2 separate regions of the Homo sapiens genome follow, and region 2 is linked to region 1. Evidence: read pairs that join two places in POLR2A ChIA-PET (ENCODE). Cell type or tissue: OCI-LY7. All regions are shown on one strand. Links, peaks and the distances in the headings refer to the core of each region. The heading gives the core; the rest is flanking DNA.

Region 1 (9,804 bases), core at 1,767-6,766:
AACGGCCAGGAGCACAGGCCAGCCCACTGCCTATGCAAGCCAGAGTGGAAGGCAAATGGTTGAAGGTGGCTTTTTATTGCAGGGATACCCTGAATCTGCTCTTACTTATTTAAAAGAGTAGCCATTCAGAAAACTCCCACACTTCGTTACTAGTAACAAATATCGTGCGTGTGATAAACCTCCCCAGTGAGGACAACAAACTGATTTTTCACTGGCAAGAAACAGTGCTCAATCCTAAGGCGAATCCGCATTCATCAGCAGGCCGCCTCTCCAGCCCCTCTCCCTGCCCCCGACTCTGACCTCCTCCTGCCAGGCTTGCAATCTAGGCTCTTACACTCCAGGGTCCTTCTGCTCTGCGCCCTTGGGCTCACTTGGGGCTTCTCCCAAGGCAGTTTCCCATTCTCCTTTCTGGCTGAAAACCGCTGTCCTGGGCTCAGTTGAAGATCCGCCCCCCATCTGACCTCCCAGACTGGTTAATCATCCTCCATGGCTGAGCCACTCAAGGATGGTTGGGGCCCTGACCCTCTAGTGTGGTCATAAGTCTTGTACCTCCAATAGGAAGTCCTAACCTTGTCTGGGATTTTCCACACACAGCACCAAGCAGGAGCAATAAACACTGGTGCAGGAATGAAAACATTCTCCTTTGCTGTATTTCCACCACATCAACACCGGTGTTCACTGCCTGTCTCAGACCACACCCTTCTGAGTCCTCCCAGAAGTAAGCTGTAGCTGAGGGTCTGGGGATGCGAAGGGACTCAGAAGCCAGGGCACAGACTCCTCCAGGCACAGACCCTCACCTCAAAACTTGGGTGGCAGACTGGCCTCACTCCATCTTAAAGCCACAGTGAGCTCTGTGCTGCTGCCCAGCTTCCAATTTTCTTCGTGCTTTGCCACAATCCTCTGTGCTTTTTACTCGCCAGGTTGTCTCACCCTAGCTTCTGACTGCACTTGGTTCCCAGGAACAAAACAAGGTTCTTCCCAGGAACAAAACGAGGTTCTTCCCAGGAACAAAATGAGGTTCTTCCCAGGAACAAAACAAGGTTCTTCCCAGGAACAAAATGAGGTTCTTCCCAGGAACAAAATGAGGTTCTTCCCAGGGAGGATGAATTCCAGACGGCTAAGGCAGACATCAGCAAACCAGCCATCAGGAAGAGAGGCTACATCTCAACCTGGGTTGGAAACCCAGCTGGAACTAGGGACATGAGCCCCTCCATGAGTCAGACTTTAACACCAAGTACAAGGTTCCCTGGGGGAGAGCTGAGGGGCCACTCGTGCCCGTTTTGTCACTGGAAACTGGAGGCTGCTCCTATGAGTCCATTCCCTCACACGATCATGCATTCACCCACAGATACGTGAGCAACGTGTGTGCTCGATGTCAGAGGAAATACAGCGGCTGGCTCACCCCGCCCCTCCCAGAGGGACGATCTACACGCAGTGTTAGGAGGGGGCACGGAGTCCACAGATCATGGGAAGAACTCCATGAATGGCCTGTGACTTGAAGCAGAAGCAGACACTTTCCAGACAGGAAAAGAGGTGAGGAGAGGCAAGGGTGGTAAAGCGCCGTATTTTTGGTGAACTGGCCAAAGGCTGGGTGGCTAATGCACAGCTGTGTTGGGACACTGAGGGTAGACAGGGCTCAAGAAGCAAGTACAGGGTGGTGAGCAGGATTGCACAAAGCAGTCACAAGGAAGGAGGCCCCAGTACCGAGCTGGGCTGGACTCCAACGTCACAGGGGGCTCTAACTGGCAAAAAGGAAAAAGCATCACAGGTGTATGTTCATCCTGGAGGACCCCTGGCAGTCCTGGGAGGACACTCGGGAGAAAGCAGGAGTGGACATGGAAACTCTAGGTAAGAGAACCTCAGCCTCGGGCAACAGCCCTAGAAACACAGATAAATGTACAGGGGAGAGGACGGCCATAGCAGTGGAGAGGTGACGGGAGATTGGTCATGCACAGGATGATTGAGCATAAGGATCTGTGAGAAGAAAAATGGGAGGCACCTTCGGGAGGAGCTTGCTAGTCTAGAATGGGGGACATTATAGTAAGCCCTGTGTTGGGAGACAGGAATCAGATATTGGTGTGACTCAGAGTTTCCAATCTAGAGACGTAGATACATCTAGAAATCAAAGTAGATGTGAATGTGTGTATACGAACCAGTGCACACACACACATGCACACACACACAGAGATACTCCCAGATCTGTCCTTGGAGGGTGCGGAGGCTCCAATACCAACAGTCACCCCCCAATGAGCCTGAAATCTCTTCTTTTTGGCCAGAAAGTAAGACAGTGCTCACAGAACAATGGGTTTTTTAACAAAAAGACACAGGGGCCAGCCTGAAGAGGCTCCCACCAGGCAAACTGTAAACAACTTGGAGATCAAAATAGTGATAATATTGGATTATGACCCATTGAATACAATACAAATCCAAGACTCTTTGAGTCCCTACTGATAGAAGCAAATGACCGAGGCCGGGCGCAGTGACTCACGCCTGTAATCCCAGCACTTTGTGAGGCTGAGGCGAGCGGATCACAAGGTCAGGAGATGGAGACCATCCTGGCTAACACGGTGAAACCCTGTCTCTACTAAAAATACAAAAAAATTAGCTGGGCATGGTGGCAGGCACCTGTAGTCCCAGCTACCCGGGAGGCTGAGGCAGAAGAATGGCATGATCCTGAGAGACGGAGCTTGCAGTGAGCCGAAATTGTGCCACTGCACTCCAGTGTGGGCAACAGAGCGAGACTCCATCTCAAAAAAAAAAAAGCAAATGACCACAGAGACAGTCTCAGAGAGGCAATGGGAGTCCTGGGAGCAGGTTATTAGGAAGCGTAAAGGTCTCAGCTTCCATGCGTCGTGGGATGGGAGACTCGGGAGTTATGTGCAGTGGAGAGACAGAATCTAATAGGCTGTCACTGGTTGATCTTTAGAGAGAATACATAGTCTCTAAATACTTTCCTTTATTTACTATAAAAGGGAAAAGAGTAAGTCAACAACAGAGAAAGCTTCAGTCTCCACCTAATCAAGGGGTCAAGGTGACCATGACCTTGGATGGGACAAGCCATGGTCAGCGCCACCTGTGATTCAGAGATGAGAATATGCATTACCACTGGGTGTTTCTGCAGAGAGGCATCATCTAAACCAAATCCTCACCACACCTTGGCCAGACAACCCAAGTGAGGGGTGGAGAGTCCAAATCCTTAGTCCCTCTGACGTGTGCTCACAGAGCCACTGTCCTGGCAGGATCCAGCCCTGATTCCCGATTCCTAGCCTCAGTGCTCTGAAATTGGGGCCACCAGATACTCTGGGCAGATGACTCCTAGCTCTCCTCTACCCACTACATGCCCGTCGACACGAAATCTGACATGGCCAGTCCCACTGCTCCATGGCTTGAGGGTGTCCGAGTGTGAGGGAGTTTCTATGTGCCACCTAAAGCACATTTAAAAGCACTTTACGGCCGAGCACGGTGGCTCAACCTGTAATCCCAACACTTTGGGAGGCTGAGGAGGGCAGATCACGAGGTCAGGAGTTCAAAACGAGTCTGGCCAACATAGTGAAAACCCGTCTCTACTAAAGATACAAAAAATTAGCCAGGTGTGGTGGTGGGCGCCTGTAATCCCAGCTACTTGGGAGGCTGAGGCAGGAGAATCATGTGAATCCAGGAGGCAGAGGTTGCAGTGAGCCGAGATCACGCCATTGCACTCCAACCACGGGGAACAGTGCAAGACTGTCAAAAAAAAAAAAAAAAGGCACTTTGCCTCTGATATTGAAAAAGACTGCCTTCAGTTTAAGGAATTTCTGACATCAGCAAGTTGTTGCCAGCTCTCATCTGCAGAAATTGAGCCTGGCCCTCTCTCCTTGTCCAAAGGTGGGAACACTGGTCACTGGGCAGCAGGAGGCCCAGACACTGTCTCTAGGGGCAGGTCTTGTACCTGGGCCCTGTCCAAACACAGACTTTGGGAAAATCCTCCCTTTTGTCTCTTTCCCTGTGCAGCCAGCTTGTGCTCCATCCGAAATCCAGAAGGGACAGTGTAACAGTGTGCCTCCCAGGGCACTCACCCTCTGGGACATTCAGGAAGTGTTCAGGCACACTTGCATCTCACCTATCCAGCAAACATCTTCACACCTGTTCCCCAGGGCCATGCTGGAGGGGGAAGACCAGCAGAGGACTTTCGGTACGTCAAGTCCCAGGGGCTCAGGATATGTGCATGGGGCACCTGAAAGACTGGAGAGGTGGGGAGCTGACTTCCAGTCCCTGCGGTGAGGGGGCTTTCGCCCAGGCTCTTAGTGACCCAGCGACATCCTAGGAGACAAGGAGTCCAACTCCCAGAGTGGTATTAATGATCAAAGATGCCATTTGTGAAGTGCCTGACCCTCAAGATGGTCCAAAGCTGGAGTTACCCACTCGGGTGGAAGCAGGACTTGAAAGCAGTACTGCTTTGTCCTTTACACAACACTGTTTCTCATGAAAATCACAGACACTCAGTAGATAACGTGATGAATGAGAGTCCACTGGCCACAGAGGAGAGTGTATTTATTCCACCAGGTTAACCAAAACGTCTCCATTGGCTACAAAGTTCCCGGGCACGCAGCCTGTCCCCACCCATGGGAGTCCCCTGGGGTGTGCAGGCTGTCAATGAAATGTCATTCTGCGACTGCCACACTTCAGGGCTTCTTCTGACAAACAGATGGTGACTTCTGACATCCTTTGCATGGTGTTTTTGCCCGCCCTGGGGAAACCAGCATTTGTTTCCCTCTGCTCTGACTCGTCACAGAGTTCCTTCCCCCTGACTTTGAGAAGTAAATAAAAAATGCTTTCCTTACAAAATTCCCCTCCAGTGGGTGCTTCTTCCCTCTTCTCTGCTCAAAACAGAGCTGTTTCATTACAGACTGTGCACAGGAGAGCAAAAGAAAGTGTTAAATTAAGGTGGCTCTCCCCAGCCCCCTCCAGCTAAGTCCCTGGTAGGATCTCGCCCCCTTCCCTCCCTTCAGAGGAGCAGGAAGAGTCAGAGGCTGGTGCCAAGAGGAGCATCTTCCTTCCTTCACCTATCCATGGGTCGGGGGTGGGGGTGCCCAGCCCAAAAGATAAACAAGGGCCCACCTGTCTCCACCTCTCACAAGCACGGAGCACACCTTTCTCATGGTAAAACGGACCCCCACAGCTACGGGCTCTCTGTGTGCCTCCAAAATCCATATGTTGAAATCCTCACCCACGAGGTGACGATATTAGGAGGTGAGGCCTTTGGGAGGTGCTTAGGTCATGAGGGGAGACTCTGCATGAATGGGGTTAATGCCTTTAAGAAAGGGACCCCACAAGACCCTTCACCCATTCTGCCATGGGAGGACACAGATAGAAGGTGCCTTGGATGAACCAGGAGCCAGCCCTCACCAGACAATCTGCCAGAGCCTTGATCTTGGACTTCCAGCCTCCAACTGTGATAGCTTCCAGAACTGCCTGAGGTCGCAGAGCTAAATAACCACAAGCCCAAGTCCCCAGGTCCAGCTTACAGACCTACTGCTACCAATGGGTGTCCCAGGACCCAGGCACGGATCAGTAGGCATCCCAGCACTTCCAACAAGCCAGTTTCCTCCTGTCAAATGAGCTGCCCCACCTATTCTAACCGAAAATGAGAACATAGGAAACTGTCTAGTTAATAGGTGCCCTGTGCTGAGGACATCATGATTTACTTTTCCACTCCTTGCCAAGCATTTCTTCACCATCAAGTTGACTCCAAGCAGAAGAACCCTGCAGAGTTAGTTGTACGAAAAGCCTGGAGATCCACGATGTTAGGACTTACTCTGCCACTTTGAGCACCTCGAACACTAAAAACGGAGAGAGGTATGTTCACTTCCTCCAGGGGGGTAAAGAAAAAGGACACAGTTGTTGGTGTTGTGCCTGGCCTTTTAAACTCTTCCGTGATAATACATTGAGATGCGTAAGAGGGCATTTTTTTTTTTTTTTTTTTGAGACGGAGTCTCGCTCTGTCGCCTGGAGTGCAGTGTGGCACAATCTCGGCTCACTGCAACGTCCACCTCCCAGGTTCAAGCGATTCTCCTGCCTCAGCCTCCCAAGTAGCTGAGACTACAGGCATGCACCACCATGCCCAGCTAATTTTTGTATTTTTAGTAGAGACAGGGTTTCACCATATTGGCCAGACTGGTCTCTTCTAGAACACTGAGGAAGAGCTAGATGGTAGTGCATGCCACTGGTCACGAAAGGGGAGGGCTTTCTACACTCCCCTCCCATAGAAATCTCTGTTACTGTTTGATGTGGACAAGGCGCCCAAGGCTCTAGGAAGTTTAACAACCTGCTCAGCTTCAAAACCTGCACCAGATCCTTAAACAGGGTGCTGACAGCAAGAGGACCCAGCCTGGTCTCCCCTCCCTTGGGGGGCTCCCATGGGAAGGCTGGGGCAGTGGGAGGCGGGTCACCCACAGATAGCCATCTCAGTTACCACTGTCCTTTCGGAAACCTCTCTAATCGACCCCCGTCCTTTCACACCTCCCCAGTTTCTTCCTGACCGAAAATGCCCCAACATTGCCTGACTTAGATCAGAAAATGACCACTGGACCACATCTGGAACTGTGGGTAATGAAGCCCTAGGGGATCCCACCTGGGGGCAGCCTGAGCAGTTCTCAGCCAACACTGCTCCTCAAATCCCCTGCAGGAGCTGGTTAAAAACATACCGACATCACACAAACTCCACCCCTACCACTTACACCACAGTCAGGGGACTCCACAGTCTTGGGGGAACCCTAGGCAGTGATATTTCTTCACAGTCTTCCCAGGAGCTCTGATTTGTAGTTGGGTTAAGAAGCACAGAGAGCCATGAGATCTGGGGATAGAGGCAGGTGCCCTGCTCTCCTGTAGCCTGGAGCCTCCCCCAGGAGGCCTGGACTGAGGTGGTCCAGAGAGCTGCGGCGGACCCCGACCCCACTCCTCTACTCACTGCCTGCGGGTTTATTATTAATTATTCTGGGCCACAGTTTCTTCATCTGCTAAAGCGGATGATCAAATTGCAACCGACCTCAAAAGCTTCTAATGAGGCGCTGAGGCTCAGACCTTAACCATCTTACCTGAGCCACTTGTCTCACGTGGCGTCCACGTCCGGCACCCCCTGGCCTCACACACAGTCACCGCACAGCAGCACTGCTGTTCCGGAGCTGGACTGAGCTCCCAGGACCTGCCGTCACCGCAGGAGAGCTCCTTCCTTACAGTCTTCCTGCGTCCCAGCCCTGTGCACATCCACTGAATAAGAGCCTGAGGAAAACCCCTCCCCAGGTGGCCCAGGACGGTGAGGTGCTGAGGCTGGGAGCCTGTGGCAATTTCTACACATCTGTTTTCAGCTTCCTAAAAGGTTCGATGTATTGCTCTTATAATTTTTTTAAATATCACTAAAGTATACTTACAGCATAGTACTCACAATCCTCTTATCCTCCTTATTTAAAAAAAAAAGTTTTTAAATGTTATTCAAGCAAAGAAAAAGGCAGTTCAAGTCCCACCTCACCACTGAAGCTTCTCATCCCATGTCTGCAGTGACAGCCATCACTGTCCACCCAGGCTAGCAGGGAACAGACATGGGCTTGCGGCATACCCCACTCATACTATAAACTACGCGTGTGCCAAGACCACGGTCTCTCAGTGTGTGCGCTCAGCACCCGCCTGGTAAGACACGGCTGTGCTCAACAGGCGCTGCGGATGGAATGACTAAAATGACAAAGACAGACGCCAGGTTTTAAGGTCACCCCCTTGACTACCACACCCCTCAGTCACGCCCTGGGCTGGGCCTTTGGAACACCCTGAGCTGTGGCCTCCTATCTGCTGCCCTTTGAGTTTCTGATTAGATGGTTTACAATTATACTGGCAGGGTTCATCTGTCCATTCATTCATTCCCGAGTTTATAGCCTAGGAGGGAGCAGAGAGAAGATAAAGCCAAGGAGGCAGTGGACCCTCCAGGGTGAGGAGGGAGGGAGGCAGTGTGTGTCGGGCTCCAGTGTAGACTGGGCCTTGACCAAAACAGGTAAGCAGAGGCTCAGGAGCAAAGGGTGGGAGTGGGGCGGAGGGCAAAGCGAAGAATTGTGTTGACTTCAACTGGACTAAGAATTAAGAGAGATAAGGGGCCTGTGTCGGGGAGTGGAAGGCAAGTGTGGGTGGGACGTGAAGGAGTAACCAGCACTCAGTGGAGCCCTGGGGACATTAGATTTGGAGGCATGCTTCTGCTGAAATTGCTGAAATTGCTGAAATTGCAGGGGGCAGCGGCACACACTGGACACGAAGACACTTTTATCAATGGGGTTCCGGGAGCTGCTCCTCCCAGACCTCTAGGTGTCCACTGTTAGTCACCAGCACAAGGTACTGGGGACAATCCTATAGTTCCATCAGATGGCCAGGTCCACATTGTGCATCTTCCCTGCATGAGGTAGGGAAGATGAAGGTCTGAGGGACAGCAAGCCAAGGTCACAGACTTCCAGGAGCCCTCAGCATGGCCCCACGTCTACGCCGCCATCCACCCCTCCACAGTCCTTTCTCATCAGTGCATAGCTGCTCTGTGCAGCAACACGCACAGGAGCTAAAGCCTCCCAACAAACCTCAGCCCAGAAGAAAATGGAGACCACTGCAGTTCACCAGCTCATGTGCATCGCTGCCAGGTGCCAAACCCAGATGCACATGCACAGCGGGCTCCAGCATTGTCCCCAGCCACCCTGGCTCTCATTCTCCAACTCCTGACGGAGTCTCACTCTGTCGCCCAGGCTGGAGTGCAGTGGCGCGATCTCAGTTCACTGCAACCTCTGCCTCCCAGGTGCAGACGTTTCTCCTGTGTCAGTCTCCCAAGTAGCTCGGACTACAGGCATGCACCATCACACCCGGCTAATTTTGTATTTTTAGTAGTGTTGAGGTTTCACCATGTTGGTCAGGCTGGCCTCGAACTCCTGACCTCAGGTGATCCACCCTCCTTGGCCTCCCAAAGTGCTGGGATTATAGGGGTGAGTCACCACCCACCCCGTCCCTCCAGCTCCTAACCTTCACGTTTTTCTTGCCTGTGCCAACTTTCCCAGTGGCATACAGCCTGCTGTAACACATCCCATCTTTGAAAACACAACCCTCCTTGAATGCCTACCCAGCCTTCCCATACCTGGCCTGTCTCTCTGCTGTTCCCCTTATAGGAAGCCTTCCTCAAAGGCTGACTATAGTCACTGCCCCTTACCCCAAGGTTCATGGGCTCCAGAATCCATGTTCAACCCATCTCACTGCAACTTTCCATAAGTCACCACCTAGCCATAGCCTGTCAGACCCAGTAAGGGACACCTGTCCCTCATTTTATTCCAATCCCAGCCGCATTTGAACACACCATCTCCTGATGCATTTTCTTCCCTGGTCGCTGTGACCCCGTGCCCTACCTCACTGGTCCTGCCTTTGCCTCCTTTGGAGGGTTTTATCCCCTTGGGTACTTCTAAGTTTCAGGGTGCCTGGGCTCCGACCTGCAGGTCCTCCCTGTGAATGCACCCCCAGGCCGGCTGTCACCCTTCCCACCACCTGTCTGCCGGCTGATGGTCCTGACCACTCCAAGCTTCTTCTCCCCTGACCTGCTGAGTCCTGAGCACCACCTGCTCCCACCTTCACTGGGCCATCCCCGAAGCACCGCTCACTTCAACCCTCCAAATAAGAACTCCCAGTTTTCTCCCCAACATGTCCTCCCTGCTGCTCGGTCTGCACAAATAGCACCACTTCCCCACACAGTCAAGTCTCAACCTTGGGGCTCCTTCTCTTTCTCTTACAGCACACAGCCAATCTGTCAGCAAGCCCTGC
Region 2 (9,804 bases), core at 2,968-7,967, 310 kb after region 1:
ATTTTTGTACCCTTGGCTCATAAAAAAGTGCCTAGCAGAGAGTAGTTACGTAATGGAGAATGAATGATTGCATTAATGCATTTATCAATAATTTAATATGGAAGCAAAATATTGGGCCATTACCAGTAAGTTTGGATGTGCTCCTAGCAATGGCATTAGAAAAATTTAAGAGTGTAACATAAGAAAATCAATAAATGGCTATGAATTGCACTGCTACGGTATGATCTGGATATATTTGCCTCCTAGCAGGAAATCACAAAATATAATGTCTTATGGCTTATTTGTTTTTTAAAAGGAAATGACTATTTCTGCTTCTAAATATGACTAATAATTGTTTATCCTAATGAAAAGGTAAGGGCAACAAAAAAGAATGATCTGAGCCTCTTATAGAATTGTTAGTCTGTCAGCTAGATGACAAACAATTTCTAATTTAGTGACATGACTCATATGCCCAGAAATTCCTGAGGAGGCTGTTCATGTTTGCGCAGAGACTTTTCTTGCCTCAGAAAGCACACCTTCACCACCAGGCTGTGGAGGGTCCTCTGAAGATGAGGGACTCTCAGGGCAACATGGGGGCATGGTGAGAGCTGAGGGTCCCACCTGCCTGACTACAAACTGCGTACTCAAAGGATGTCAGCACTTCTATGATAAGAAAACTGACAGGTTCATCTATCACTCATCCACCGACTCATGTCTTCAACAGACACTTACTAAACACCTCCTCCATGACAGTCGGTACGGGAAGGAGGAATACGAGGACAGTCTATAAAGCAGCCCTTGCTCCTTGGGAGCCCATAGAGTGGGAGAACCAAGGCTGACACACGAACTGGCTATGAGAGAACTGACACAGGCTGGAGAGTTGTACAAACCAAGAGAGCTCCAGCTTCTTATGGACAAGGTTCAGGAAAGGCTCTAGGGGTTGGGCCAAATGCAGAAGACAAGGCAGTCATTTACTAAAAATCTCAGATTCTTTCTCAAATGTGTCTATACCTGCAGTTCACTTTTTCAGGAGAAGTCCCTGGTTGTGGAGAGAAACGTTCAGATTTCCACTCTCTCTTGTCCCAAAACAGGCATCGGATCCACTGGAAATGTACTGTATAGTTCACTGCCTTAGCTAAATATCTGTTTGGAGGTTTTCTGTCATAGTCAGCATCCAATAAGGATAAATAGCCTACACTGGCATCTAAAAAGAGAAAACATAAATAAAAAGTACAACCTGAGGTTTGCAGAAAGGCATTCTCCATTTCAAACGCAGACAGAGTAGGCAGATAGGTGGGGACAAGGACTACAGATGAGCAAGAACTGAAAGACAGCATCAAATTCTAGCCATTTCCTGTCCCCGAAGCATTTAAATTTGGATTAAATCCACCCAGTCAAAGCTCCTGGATGCAGATACGAATTGAGGAATGGTAGAGAATTGGGAAGAAAAACAGTGTTTCTAGCATCCCGTATGTTCCAAGTGCCCCCTGACACCCTGAACAGGCCACACCCCCTGACCTTAGTGGGGATGGAAGAGGGTTGAGTCAGTTTCTTTAGCTGCCATTCAAGCCCACTTCCTGCTCCTCGCCAGTTTGTCAGCCAGCCTGCGAAATTTCAGTATACCCAGGGTCTAAACCCATTCTGGTAAGGACAGCACAATGACCCATGGAGTTTTAGCCTATCATTTTTTTTTTATGTTTAGCCTACTTTTTATATTTAGAAGCAGAAGTATTTAACATTCTACTTATTTAAAAATTGCCCAAGACTTTTTAATAAGTGGTGTTGGGACAACTAGACATTAGCCCTTTGTAAAAATATGGGCACCTCATGCTATAAAAAATAATAATAAACATTAGCAAATCAGATATCTAAATATGAAAGAAAAAACAAAAACAAACTGCACAAGTACTGAGGAACACATGAATGACTTCTTTTATAATCTGGACATAAGAAATAAATTTTGAACGATGGTTCAAAATCTAAGAGTCTTACAAGAAATGGTGGATAAATTACTATTTTAAAAATAGCCCTAACATATAAAGAGCTCTTAAACATCAAGAAAAAACAAACTCAATACAAAAGTGGGCATATATGAACAATTCACAGAAAAAAAGTGGATAATGGCTTTAAATATATGAAAAAATACCCAACTTAATTCATATAAAATGCATATTAAAATGAACATTTCTCAATTATAAGACTGGCAAAACTCAATAGCTTGAAAATACATCCTTTTGGCAAAGACGTGGGAAAACAGGCAGCTTCAGACACTGCTGGAGGTAAACGTGACAATACTTACCAAAACCACATAGGCATTTACCATCCGACCCAGGAACAGCCTATCTAGGAATTAAACTTGAAGATACACTCCTCCCCCTACATGTAATACAGTATATGCACAAGTCTTCCATGTGAATACATAGGAGACTGGCTGAATAAACTACGGTCCATCTATACAATGGAGAAGCACATAGCAGTTAAAAAAAAAAGATATCGATGAATAAATACATACGGAGTGATTTCTAAATATGTAATTTAAGTAAGAAAAGCACAATGCAAATGAGTGTAAGAAATAAGGGGAAATAATGTGGGTATGCATGGGCTTATTTTCCCAAAAAGAAACATCAGGAAAACAATTCCCATAAAATTATAATCATCGAGGCTGGGCGCAGTGGCTCACGCCTGTAATCCCAGCACTTTGGGAGGCTGAGGTGGACCACCTGAGGTCGGGAGTTCGAGACCAGCCTGACCAACATGGAGAAACTCTGTCTCTACTAAAAATACAAAATTAGCCGGGTGTGGTGGCGCATGCCTGTAATCCCAGCTACTCAGGAGGCTGAGGCAGGAGAATCACTTGAACCCAGGAGGTGAAGGTTGTGGTGAGCCAAGATCGTGCCATTGGACTCCAGCCTGGGCAACAAGAGTGAAACTCCAGTCTCAAAAGAAAAAAAAAATTATAATCATTGTTCTTCACAGAACTAGACAAAACAATCCTAAAATTCATATGGAATCACATAGCCAAAGCAATACTAAGCAAAAGGAACAAATCTGGAGGCATCACATTACCAGACTTCAAACTATACAACGAGGCTATAGTTACCAACACAGCATGCTACTGGCATAGAAATAGGCATGTAGACCAATGGAACAGAATGCAGAACCCAAAAATAAGGCCAAATACCTAAAGCCAATTGATTTTTGACAAAGCAAACAAAAACATAAAGTGAGGAAAGGACACCCTATTCAACAAATGGTGCTGGGATAATTGGCTAGCCACGTGTAGAAGAATAAAACTGGATCCTCATCTCTCATTTTATGTAAAAAATCAACTCGAGCTGGATCAAAGACTTAAATCTAAGACTTGAAGCTGTAAAAATTCTAAAAGATAACATCAGAAAAACTCTTCTAGACATTGGCTTAGGCAAATAATTCATGACCAAGACCCAAAAGCAAATGCAATGAAAACAAAAATAAATAGATAGGACCTAGTTAAACCAAAAAGCTCCTTCAAAGCAAAAGAAATAATCAGCAGAGTAAGCAGACAAGCAACAGAGTAGGAGAAAAAATTTGCAAACTATGCATCTGACAAAGGACTGGTATCCAGAATTCATAAGGAACTCAAACAAATCGCAAGAAAAAACAAATAACCCCATCAAAAAGTGGGCAAGGACCTGAACAGACAATTCTCAAAAGAAGATATGTAAATGGCTAAAAAATACTCAACACCACTAAGTAATAGGGAAATGCAAATTAAAACCACAATGAGATACCATCTTACTCCTGCAAAAATGGCCATAATTTTTAAAAGTCAAAAAATAATAGATTTTGGTTGTGTATGTGGTGAAAAGGGAATACTTTTACACTGCCTGTGGGAATGTAAACTAGTACAACAGAACCAACCTAAATGCCCATCAACCTACGAGTGGATAAAGAAAATATGGTATGTATGCACCATGGAATACTACTCAGCCATAAGAAGGAACAAAATAATGGCATTTGCAGCAACCTGGATGGAGTTGGAGACCATTATTCTAAGTGAAGTAACTCAGGAATGGAAAACCAAATATTTTATGTTCTCACTTATAAGTGGGAGATAAGCTATCAGGATGAAAAGGCATAAGAATGACATAATAGGACTTTGGGGACTTAGGGGTAAGGATGAGGGGGTGAGAGATAAAAGACTACACATAGGGTGCAGGGTATACTGCTCGGGTGATGGGTGCACCAAAATCTCACAAATCACCACTAAGGAACTTATTCATGTAACCAAAAACCACCTGTTCCCCAAAAACTACTGAAATAAAATAAAATAAAGGAAACAAATGAAAACAATTACCTATAAGGACTAGGTGATAACAAGGTATAAGAATAAGGCTGTTGAAAGATTTAGCTCTGAATACATACATCTTTAAATGTGCTTTAGACATCTGAACAATAAAAATGTCTCACAAATTCAAAACATAAATTAATGTTAAAAAATGGGGACGGGCGCCGTGGCTCACGCCTGTAATCCCAGCACTTTGGGACGCCAAGGAGGATGGATGACCCGAGGTCAGGAGTTCAAGGCCAGCCTGACCAACATGGTGAAACCCTGTCCCTACTAAAAATACAAAAATTAGCTGGGTCTGGTGGTGCATGCCTGTAATCTCAGCTACCCACAAGGCTGAGGCAGGAGAATCGCTTGAACCCAGGAGGCAGAGGTTGCAGTGAGCCGAGATCACACCATTGCACTCCAGCCTGGGCAACAAGAGCAAGACTCTGTCTCAAAAAAAAAAAAAAAAAAAAGGATAAAAGTAAGGCTTAGCATTAAGTACATGCAAAAAAGTGAACCTAGCTGTATATAAAACGTATAGCAAAAACCCACAGAGAAAATAATTAATTCAACTAACTTTTGACTATGTGCTCTTACTGTAATATATCATGTAAGAATGTAAAGTCAAAACTAAACAAAAAATCTAGAAAGAAATATTGAACTTTATCTGGTAGGTTTGTGATTGTTAGGGGTACAGGTGCTTTAATTCTAAAACGATTTGGTGTATACTGTAGGATAGAGCAAAGTGAATTTTGCTCTTTGGAAACTGGCTCTCAAGTTCTCATATTTTGGCAACTGGAATTCTCACTGTAGGAGAATGGGGATCTGAACACACAATGGGAGAAAGTAATAAGGAACCCTGGGTGTTGGATTTGAATTAAGGCATTGTGATTAACTCATTTTACACACACATACACACACACACACAGACGTTAAATCAGTGACGCCCCAATAGCAATGAGCAAATGTGATGCGCAGTTCTTGTGTTCTAATGTCATTTCCCATCAATGAGCCAAGCCTCATTGAGGACATGGCCGGTTCCAAGGAAGGGCTGGCCAAACACAGGATAAGCCAGGACACGCTGGTGTCCCAGAAAGTAAAGAAGCACTTGAGGATTGTGATGTCATGTCAAGAAAACCTCAGGAAGCATCTTGGAGGAGCTCCCACTGGAATAATTTGTGCATCAAAAAGTAAAATAATGGAGGTGAACTAAACACATTGAATTTTTTTTTTAACACATTGAATTTTTAAGAAACACCATGCACCATAGAGACAAGAGAGCAAGAGTAAGACAGAGAGAGACTGAAGCTCTTCTTTACTGAAGAATGCCAGCTAATTCATGGTGGAATTAGCAAATCACCGTTTTGTAGCCTTCTATGTACCTATATCACCCATGGATCCTTAAAATCATGGGGTGACAGTTTGTAAGGCAAGAAGATACTAAGGTGGTCTCAAAAGTATCATCTCACAAAGGGGAAAATGGAGAGATTGGAGGTTCTTTCCCCAAGCAAATTACCAAACTTAGCACCATCGCCTATGGAATATGCTGCCAATCATCTGTGAACTGAATTTAATCATGAGGAAACAGTCAGGCAATTTCCTGAATGTACAACATGCAGAAAATAACTAACCTAAGCTCATAAAAAAAAGTCTGAAAAAAAGGCAAAAATTGGGAGGGTGTTGTAGATTTTTAAAGGGACTATATAAAAACACAGCAACAAAATGCATTCATGAACTTTGACCTACTTCTGATTAAAAAATATAAAGAGCTATAGAAGGCATTTGGGGGGATTTTAAAAATTTAAATGTGGATAACAGAATAGATATTCTTGAATTAATGTTGATTTCTTTTCCTTATGATAATGTACTGAGTTTTGTAGGGAATGCCCTTGTTTTCATGAGATGTTTAAGTATTCAGGGGTGGTATGTCATGGGGCCTGCAACTTTCTCTCTAACGGCTTGTCCTCTCCCTCAAAAACATCCCCCACCCACATGTGCACACCTGTACACATGCAGATAAGGCAAATGTGGCAGAAATCAACAAATGGTGAATCTCAAGGAAAAGGATATGGGTATATGTTGTGCGTATTTTTCTAATTTTCTATCAGCTTGAAATTACAATAAAAACTGTGAAAAAGAACACATGAAATGCAACATTAAAAAATACCATTGAGAATTTGAATTTGATGAGCAATACAGTTTGATTCATTTTTAAAAGAAACAAATACTGGTTCTCAGAAGAAAATAACTATATCCCAGTAAACATGTAGAGACAATGGGTCTGGCGCACTCACTGACAGTCAGAAGCCAGCTCCTCTCCAGGGCCAGGGCCTGTGGAAGTCAGTGTAAGGCGCGTGTCTGGTGAGTTGCCTGTGGGTGCCACTTCAGCCCACTGAGCTCCAGTTTCTTGCTTTTTTGGGGAAGGGGTTACTGAGGCTCAGAATCCTAAGCCACCAGGGGCAGACCACGGAGAAGGGGTGAGCCCCAAACTTCACACTCTGCCCCCACACTGCTTCAGAGGGGGTCCTGTGCCCTATTGATACGTGAGACACAGAGACGTCTCAGAAGTCCTGGGTCAACTCTGAGGTCAGGGAAGCTCAGCAGAGGTTAGTTTGAGGGAAGCAAGGCAGGAGGGTGCTTCAGGCAAAGACTTAGCCTGAGCACAAGCAGAGCCCTAAGGATCAGGAGGAGGCGCCAGAGACCACCTGGGAAGAGATGGGTAGGGCAGTGAGCAGCACCAGCCACTGCATCACAAGGATGGCGCTCATCATGGGGCAGTTTCCATGTGTGGGATCTATAGTGGAGCAGTTTGTTTATAAGCAAGCAGAGAAAGGATTCTGATGTTTTTGTCATGAATAAAGAAAAACACCACTATACATACAAAGGTTATAGGGGATGTTTTAATCATGTAAACAGAAAGGGAAAATAAGGCGCCCTGTTCACTGACCTTTCTGAGAAGCAGCAGGTATATAAATCTGCACAATTGACTCATCCCAGAAGTAGATCTGCTTCACAAGAAAATCAGAGGGAGTAGGTTTCTCAGAGAATCTAGGAGATAAAAACAAAATAGGGATTTCTCATTTTTTTCTTCTCTCTCAAAGGTTTTAGTCAAATTTCTATCAAGAGTTTACTCAATTTGTGCAAAACATCCTTGTCACTGCAAGGAGGTAGCCTGGGACTAAAAAGGGTCAATGTGCTTAATTCCACAACACCACCTGGTCTCTTAGTAAAAACTCCTACATAACACTTTCACCCTGCATCTCATTAAAAACAAACACTTTGGCCAGGCACGGTGGCTCACACCTGTAATCCCAGCACTTTGGGAGGCCGAGATGGGCGGACCACCTGAGGTTGGGAGTTTGAGACCAGCCTGACCAACATGGTGAAACCCCATCTCTACTTAAAAATACAAAATCAGCTGGGCGTGGTGATGCGCACTTGTAATCCCAACTACTCGGGAGGCTGAGGCAGGAGAATCACTTGAACCCGGGAGGCAGAGGTTGCAGTGAGCGGAGATCACACCATTGCACTCCAACCTGGGCAACAAGAATGAAACTCTGTCTCAAAAACAAACAAACAAACAAACCAAAAAAAAAAAAAAAAAACACCAAAAACCAAACAAACACTTCAGTAGCAAACAAGTACAAGAATGGCCAGCACAGTCTGTAGGAATAAGACAAACAGCACTGGCTACACGTGGTTAGGGAGGGGCACTGCAGCACCCACACGTATGTTTGCATGTTTGTGTTAACTCTTTACCGTAACCTGTTTGCAGATAAAAGATAGCAAGCACAAAACTAGACTAAGTAGTAGTCTTAGTAGTTAGACTCAGAAATTCCTCAGAACTGATTTACCTTTTCTGCATGTGACTTAAAGAATTAAATTAAAATCCAAACTCTAAGCAGACAGCCACTTTTAGACATCGAATGCTTAGCTCATTTGGCAGAATGAGAGTCAGGCCAATAAGCAGAGATTAAACTGCGTGCTAAGGGCTGTGTGGACAGCGCCTGTGTAAGATACAGCCTTGCTCACGAGAACCCTTTAATCTAGTTGAGATGCCCACCTAACCAACCAGGAGCAGTAGAACAGTGAGCATCTTTGCCACATAGACTAAACACACGGGGACTCCGAGAAGGAAGGTGATCAAGGCCCTGCCCATCCAGACCTCCAACGAACTCTGCAGACTGGTGGTTTCCATTAGCACATTTGCTGTAGAATTTCAAAGAATCTTTTCAATAGTCACTTACCTTCCCAATAGTCAATTACCTTCCCAGGTAATTTATTTATTAACTGGGGCCTATACAAATCTCATGAACTCAACATTCCTGAGAAAAATAATTATTTTATGAAGTTTCCTTAGATATATAAATTTAAACACATTTTCTCCTTTTGGAAAAATAAAAAAAAATCTTGCTCAGACCTATACTGAAAGAATTAGATTTCTAAATGAGACTGTATGCATTATCACTAATAATTATAATGCTTCTCACTCTAATAATGTTAACAGGCAGGAATTCAAACTCAAAAACCAAAGTCAGGAAGCTTAGCATCCAAACAGCAGAATAGATAACAATTTCTTTAAACAATGAGCCTCATTATTGCTTTAAAAACACAATTTAATTCACTGATTTTTTGTCACAAAACATTCTTAAGGACAATATGTCTTACTCCAATCTCATTGTAGCTGTCACCATCAACACACCTTACTAGCAACATGACGGGAAATGCCCTTGTAACAGGTTTGGAAAATTCAATTTCTATCTGTAGAGATTCCTGGGGGTTTTCGGAAAGCTCAGTGAACTGATGGAGATTCACTTTATCCCGAAGTAATACAAATGTCGTTTTATTTCTCCTATTATCCTGTCATCACAAAGAAAACAAGTTAAGCAAAATTTGCCTTTGGTAAAATAAACACATTAAAAATCAGCCAGCACAGCCTAAATGAAGTAGAGATACTGAGAAAGGCTCTCCTTACCAGGCCATCCTCCTCCCCAAACTCGACCATCACGGGTTTCCTTAGCCATTGCCTGTTGATGGGTCTTCTGCTGGAGCAGGTATAGAGGTTGAGGCCCACAACTCCACCAATCTTGGGGAACAAAGACCATCTCAGAGCAAATGACAGCAAGCAATGGACTTAAGTGAGAAAAGCAGCAAACCAAAGTATCGTGGTGCTGCTATTACACTTACATAAAATTATATGCCTGATATTAGAAGCTAGCATACAAAAATAAACCAGTTTTACTAGTCAGGATGGCAGGATTGGAGTGAATATTATGCTTCATTTGCATCATTCTTATTAAAATTAATAATTTCTAAAGTATTTTGAAGTATTTTTTATTTTAAAAGCTAATGCAAAAGAAATATCTGCTCATTGTAGATAATCAGGAAGGTATAGAAAAGTATATGCAAGAGTGGGGCCGGGCGCGGTGGCTCACGCCTGTAATCCCAGCACTTTGGGAGGCCGAGGCGGGCGGATCACGAGGTCAGGAGATCGAGACCATCCCGGCTATAAC

The links. ChIA-PET counts read pairs that join two places held together with the same protein. Peaks named below come from ENCODE experiments on the same cell type or tissue, not always from the same donor. Only the 100,000 strongest peaks of a DNase experiment are listed, where the experiment ranks them.
Region 2: POLR2A ChIA-PET joins it to region 1 with 9 read pairs; 2 of 35 experiments call an interaction of 5 or more read pairs at or near these places.

Annotation. Positions count from the first base shown.
Region 1 is chr7:47,539,199-47,549,002 of GRCh38, forward strand. The region is part of intron 1 of TNS3 (tensin 3); the gene reads right to left. Among named protein-coding and RNA genes, the nearest start is that of TNS3, 38 kb to the right of the region's middle. In OCI-LY7, for the core only: no CTCF peak of the experiment used is centred there; a DNase peak (open chromatin) is centred at 4,693.
Region 2 is chr7:47,845,889-47,855,692 of GRCh38, forward strand. PKD1L1 (polycystin 1 like 1, transient receptor potential channel interacting) reads right to left here. Exons shown (of 57, transcript NM_138295.5): 29 at 9,267-9,377; 30 at 8,994-9,151; 31 at 7,239-7,339; 32 at 991-1,183. Among named protein-coding and RNA genes, the nearest start is that of PKD1L1-AS1, 56 kb to the left of the region's middle. In OCI-LY7, for the core only: CTCF peaks have their summits at 6,976 and 7,182; no DNase peak of the experiment used is centred there.